2 separate regions of the Mus musculus genome follow, and region 2 is linked to region 1. The links are chromatin loops, found by intact Hi-C in ENCODE. Cell type or tissue: left cerebral cortex. All regions are shown on one strand. Links, peaks and the distances in the headings refer to the core of each region. The heading gives the core; the rest is flanking DNA. Region 1 has its middle 190 kb from the start of Gm22546. Region 2 has its middle 13 kb from the start of Gm22546.

Region 1 (2,920 bases), core at 284-2,783:
CACTAAGAGATGCAGATACATCCAGTTTTCAATCTCTGCTTCATTTTAATGCCTTCACTGCTGTGGCAAGGTGTGTGAGTGTTGTCAAAATCAAGATGTCATAACTCAATGTCTTACAACAAGTACTACCTGGTGTCTGCTTACTATTGCTTCTTGTTTCTATGGCAATGGTGTTGTTAACTGCTTATATGACCTGCCCCGCTTCTTTGCTATTTTAGTCAAGGTACATTTCAGTCTATATTTCTCACTTGCTAATCAGAGTCATATTGAACTTTTTGATCATTCAGAGGGCACGTAACAGCTGATGTTTCTGTGAGCAGGCAAGAAGAGGTCTGAGGGTCTAGAGGATTCAGGCTTCACTCGGACTTTTCAGTTCAGGTTCTATCTCTCTATGTCCCTGTTTTCTTTTCTGTGTATCTTTAATGGCAAATTCAAATTTTTGTAACGAGAATACTATACTTATTCATAAAGGAATAATATTATTTAAAGGTATATAAAACTCATTTCCACATTGCAGTATCTAGAATGAAGAAGAAACTTAGATGTTGTCTGTATGTCTCATGGCCACTGGTCTAGAGAAGTTCCCGAACTTGGGAGAGAGAGAAAGCAGAAGTGGTAGATTGGAAAATCCAGGATAAGCTTTGGGCTGAGTCAGGGCAGGATGTGACTGGACCACATTGGAGCAAACAGTTGATGACTGCTTCAGGAAGTTCACAGTCCCTTGCTTTTGCTCTCCCAGACCCAGAAGCTCTTCCTCCCATCTTTCATTTTTCATTTCTCTCTTTCTTTTCACCTCTATGGTTTCCTGGTGAATTTCAAGCAAGAATCTCTTTACAGTCTATCTTGACTTTACATTTCCCATCCTATTAAAACCTTTTTATAATGTACAAGATTCCCAATAGATTATCGTCATTTTCAGTCAGAATCTCTTTCTTCCATTAGAGCAGACCCTATCCCCTTATCAGTTCCAGCCTCAGATTCAGTTCTATTATTGTTGCAAAGAGGATGATGACAGCTCAGATCTGAATACATACCATGTGACCCCTGTTCCCCTATCAAGAATGTTAACACTTTGTTTCCCCATGATTTGAGTATAGCCTGGCCTTATGACTTGATTTTTGGCAATAGAATATAGCAGACCCTTCATCACAAAATCTCTCATTCTTTGGCCTCTCAGAAACCACCATACCAAGAAGCCTAGAGAAGCCCCACTGCTCAGAGAGATGATAATTGACAGAGACACGAAAAGGGCCACTATCCCACTGCCAGGTGATGGCATCGGATGACTGCTCCTTCAGAGATGGTGAGTCACGCAAGCATGAGCAAGTAAGAGCAGCTATTTTAGGCAACTATGCTTGAGGTGGTGTGTTAATGCCATGAGCCAAAACTGAGGCAAGATCTCCGGTTGCGTGTGACTTTCGAATGTTCTTGTTTGTTGGTATAGCTGTGAATTCACCAACAGGCAGGTGGCAGTCACAATTAAGGGAGAAAATAGCATCTGAGTGGGTAGAACCCCTGGGCCTGCCCCTGCTGAAGCAATTCCTCCACAGAAATAGCAACATAATTGGCAGCAGCAGTTTTCCTGTGGAAGACAGAATTTTTTTTTTCACTTACGAAACAAATATATTTAGCGGCAGTCCCAAATTTATTCCTGTCTATAATTGGTAATTAATATTAAGATTAGTGTTCAAATTCCTCTTCCATTCTAGGTTTGCTTCTGTGGAACTTGGGTATCACAGGGATTAAATTGCCCACACTTCAGGTCTGCAAAGTCCAAATGTGCCACCTTGAGGTAGAAGAAAACGGAGCCGACTACTAGCACCAGATTTACAAATGAGTCAGGAGGCACAGCAGGAGCGTGGTCAGACTAAATGACCTGTAAGTCTAGAACCAAGCAGTGGGATGTGAAGTTCTTATTGAACCAGCCAGAGCAAAGTCAAGATGCACGGAGTCAAAGCTATGAAGGTTAAAACTCTCAGCTCTTTCAGTGAACAGGAAGGGAGGTGGTGTTGCTGAGCTGAGAGCACATACGCTGGCTGAAGTGAGAAGTTATCGCCCTGCTTACTCTGTGAGTTTTCGGGAGGGAATGAAAGGCTAGCTTCCCTAGGACCCTCAATCTTTCAAGAGAGGCTGAAATGTTTACTGTTAAACTAAATAATTGAGTTTCTAATGTTACCTGATAATTCAAAGAGAATAGTCTTGGGAGGGTTTCACACATGCCTGAATCAGACTAGTTTGTCACTTTGAGAAATACTGTCAAATGAGACTCACTGGATTGACAGCTGGTAGAGCCACCACAGGTACCAGTTGCCAGCTAGAGCCACAGTGCTGGGCCTGGCTTGACTAGGAAGCTGTTAACTTGCGTCTGCTACTGTGTTGTTTGCTTTTCTGTCTCTATAATCACAAGATCCAGAAAACAATGTAATATGAGAAGGACTTGATTTAACTCATAGTTTCAAAATTTTAGTTCACATGTAACTCCACTGATTCCGAGCTAGAGCAGATCACCATGGTAGTGCCATACTAGCTACAGTATATAGTAGGGTAACTTACCCGCCTGACAGAGGCAAGAAGTAGCAAGAGGAGAAGGAGAAAGAGGAGGAGGAGGCAGATGATAAAGAGGAGGAGGAAGGAGAAAGGGAAAGGGAAGAGAAAGAAGAAGGGGCAGGAGGAGGAGAGAAAGAGAAAGAGAGAGAAGGAAGGAGGAGGGCGAGGGAGAGAGAGAGAAAGAAAGGAGGGGGCAAGAGAGGACAGAAGGACAGGAAAGGCCAAGGAACAAAACCTCCCAAGGACTCAAACCCTCATTGTCTGATTTTTTTTTTCCAGCTAGATCTCCACTTCTAAAGTTTGGAGATCCTTCCAAGATAATACCACTGTCTGGGAATCAAGTGTTCATCACATGAGCCTGAGAGGACATTAG
Region 2 (2,920 bases), core at 250-2,749, 180 kb after region 1:
TCTGCTGATATAAAGCACCTCTGTGCCACCCATGGTTGCCAGACCGAACACAGCCAAGTCCCTCACCTCTCAGGGTGGCCATCTGCCACACAGCACATGGTCTTCCAGCTTCAGGAGTTATGCACCTTTCCAAAGGCATCCTGAGATTAGCCTGGGAGAAGTGTCCTCTAAATGACTGCATGTCCCCTTATATCTGACTGTCCTGCAGCTGAGATGACAGCTGGGGAGGCTGATGGCAAGGAGGTGCCCACAGGCTCGCTTGCTTTCACTCCACCTCCGGATCAGCTGTGCCCTTCTCCCCATCTGGAAGGAGGAGCATGACAACCTATTGAAAGCCTGGCCCCGTGCCAGCTTTGCTCTAACTTCCTTTATTATTCTATCTTAGGAAAGCACCTTGAAACTAAACAATGTCGTCTATCTGTCATGTCTGTCATTCCCAGAAAATGGGAAATACTTGATGAAAACCAGTGAGCAGTCTACATCAACCATGACTATTAATATATTGTTTCATACAAATTGATGTGGAAAGCAGTAAGAAATTAGCATCTTGGATCTTACAGCATTTGGGTAAATGATTGTTATATTGGCTAGAACAAATACTAATGCAGACTCATAGTAAGCAATATTTATTATGAATGTGTACTATTAGGCTTCTGTATGTATAATTAATCAGCAGAGCACAGATTACAAGTGAAGAGGCAAATAACTTCAGCTTTAGCTATATGTATCTCATTTAAACCTTTCATAGTGATGTTTTCATATTCAAGAAAGCACAAAATTTAGAAAAAAGCTCCACTCCACTTCTCCTTTAAACCAAAATTATTAAATTTATATAGTATTTAAAATTACTACACATAATGAGTACAGAAAATTTTCCAGATGGAAGAATTTTTTCTAGTTCATTTATTGTTTCTGTGAGGTTTTTATTTTGAAATTATTTGAGATTCTGATAAGCATTGAAAGAATATTACAAAGAATTAAGACAAATTCTCCCAAATATTGACACTTTACAATTTTTCTTCTCTTTCCCCTTCATTCCATGTATGTAGTACTCACACACATATATGTGAATATATTTGTACCTATTTATACAAATCACTTTTCTTAACTATCCAAGGATAAGTTGCAGCCATGAAGCAATAATTTTCCCTTACTCCTTATTTATAATAACTATAACTATCAAAATTGAGATTTTTAACAGAAATTTCATTTAATGCTATTATGAAACCAAAGTTATTATTTCTATCACATCTGTTGTTCCATTTTCCTATAAAGTAGAAAATAATGAAATCTCATATTTACTTTAAAAGTATATTTTCTTGTTTTGGATTATTCTTTGAGAATTTCATTCAATGCATTTTGATGAAATTCTTCATTCCCTCAACAGCTTCCAGATTCATCCCAAGCTTCCCTATCCACCCAATTTTGTGTTCTTTTTACAAATCCACCCAGTGTAGTTTGTCATAGCCAGATGGTCTTAGATGAGTGAACTTCACCACCAGGAGCTGTACTCTTAAATAGAACTGGCTCTCTCCTTTCCCAGCAGCAAACTGCCAACACCTCTTTAGTGAGGTGTGGACTTCAAGCCTACCTCCACACTCCATGCTGGAATTTTGTCTGCCCTGAGCCTACACAGTTTTTCTGTGTGCCATCTCAACTGCTATGAATTCATACATACAGCTGCTGTATACAAAAAACAGTTACCTACTCGTGGGTAGTGCCTATGGTTCTCAAAATCTTTCTCTCACTTTGTATGCAAAGATTTCTGAGCCTTGGAAAGAAGGGATATGTACTGGCTGGTTTTGTGTCAACTTTAAACAATTTGGAGTTATCACAGAGAAGGAGCCTCCCTTGAGGAAATGCCTTCCTGAGACCCATCTGTGAGGCATTTCCTCAATTAGTAATCAAGGGTGGGAGGGCACACTGTGGGTGGTGTCATCCCTGGGCTGCTAGTCTTAGATTCTATAAGAGAGCAAGCTGAGCAAGCCAGGGGAAGCAAACCAGTAACATCCCTCCATAGCCTCTGCATCAGGTCCTGCTTCCTGACCTGCTTGAGTTCCAGCCCTGACTTCCTTTGGTGATGAACAGCAATGTGGAAGTGTAAGCTGAATAAATCCTTTTCTGCACAACTTGCTTTTAGGTCATGATGATTGTACAGGAATAGAAACCCTGACTAAGACAGGATATGATATAGATGTCTGGCTTAGGGCTGATCTTCCATAGTCTCTTATTCTCTGCAGTTTGACCAGTGAGGTGTCTGTTAATTACCATCTATTGCAAACAAGAAGTTTATAGCCTCCATACAATCTATCTAGGCTTAGAATATTTTCAGTCTCTGAGATTTACTGCTGAATAAGCTCACCCTTTGTAGCTCCTTTTGAATTCTAGCTGTCTGGTCAACTCAGCCGTTCTGGCTCAAACTCTTCCTCAAGTTGACTGATTCAACCTGACTTCTTTCTTGTACTCTGACTGAATTGCTCTGCTTGGCCTTATAATAACATTGGCAATGTGTCCTAATCATCTCTTTTTCATTCTCCAGTTCATTCTGTCCTCACCTGCGCCTTGCTTGTCTCTCTCTACAACTTATCTCTCTATAACTGTCTCAGAAAAACTGTCTCTTTCCTTTCTCCTTTTACCCGGCTCCCTCTTATGTTGCCGCTCTTTCCTCTCTCTTCTTGTGAGAGTTGAGCATACCCTATTCTGTCAAATCTTTCTTTGATTCATCGCTTTGTCTGCCACTCAGTTAAACATCACTTTCAAACATGAGTGCTTCCTTTTACAAACCAACTTTACCTTCATTGTACTAAGGATGTGTCTGCATTACAGCCAGGGGAATTAAAGATATTAGCTAAAGACTGAACGATACCAAGACTAAAAACAGGGTTTTTTTTCCTAGTAAATAACACAATCTCAGAGCTCA

The links. Hi-C counts contacts between places; a loop is a spot of excess contacts. Peaks named below come from ENCODE experiments on the same cell type or tissue, not always from the same donor. Only the 100,000 strongest peaks of a DNase experiment are listed, where the experiment ranks them.
Region 2: it touches region 1 in a loop (11-fold over the local background); 3 of 42 quality-filtered maps call a loop at or near these places.

What each region holds. Positions count from the first base shown.
Region 1 is chr10:11,840,189-11,843,108 of GRCm38, reverse strand. No RefSeq gene overlaps it. Among named protein-coding and RNA genes, the nearest start is that of Gm22546, 190 kb to the right of the region's middle. In left cerebral cortex, for the core only: a CTCF peak has its summit at 1,773 (motif pointing left); DNase peaks (open chromatin) are centred at 1,441 and 1,798.
Region 2 is chr10:11,659,226-11,662,145 of GRCm38, reverse strand. No RefSeq gene overlaps it. Among named protein-coding and RNA genes, the nearest start is that of Gm22546, 13 kb to the right of the region's middle. In left cerebral cortex, for the core only: a CTCF peak has its summit at 1,520; DNase peaks (open chromatin) are centred at 277, 1,580 and 1,889; H3K27ac peaks cover 791 bases.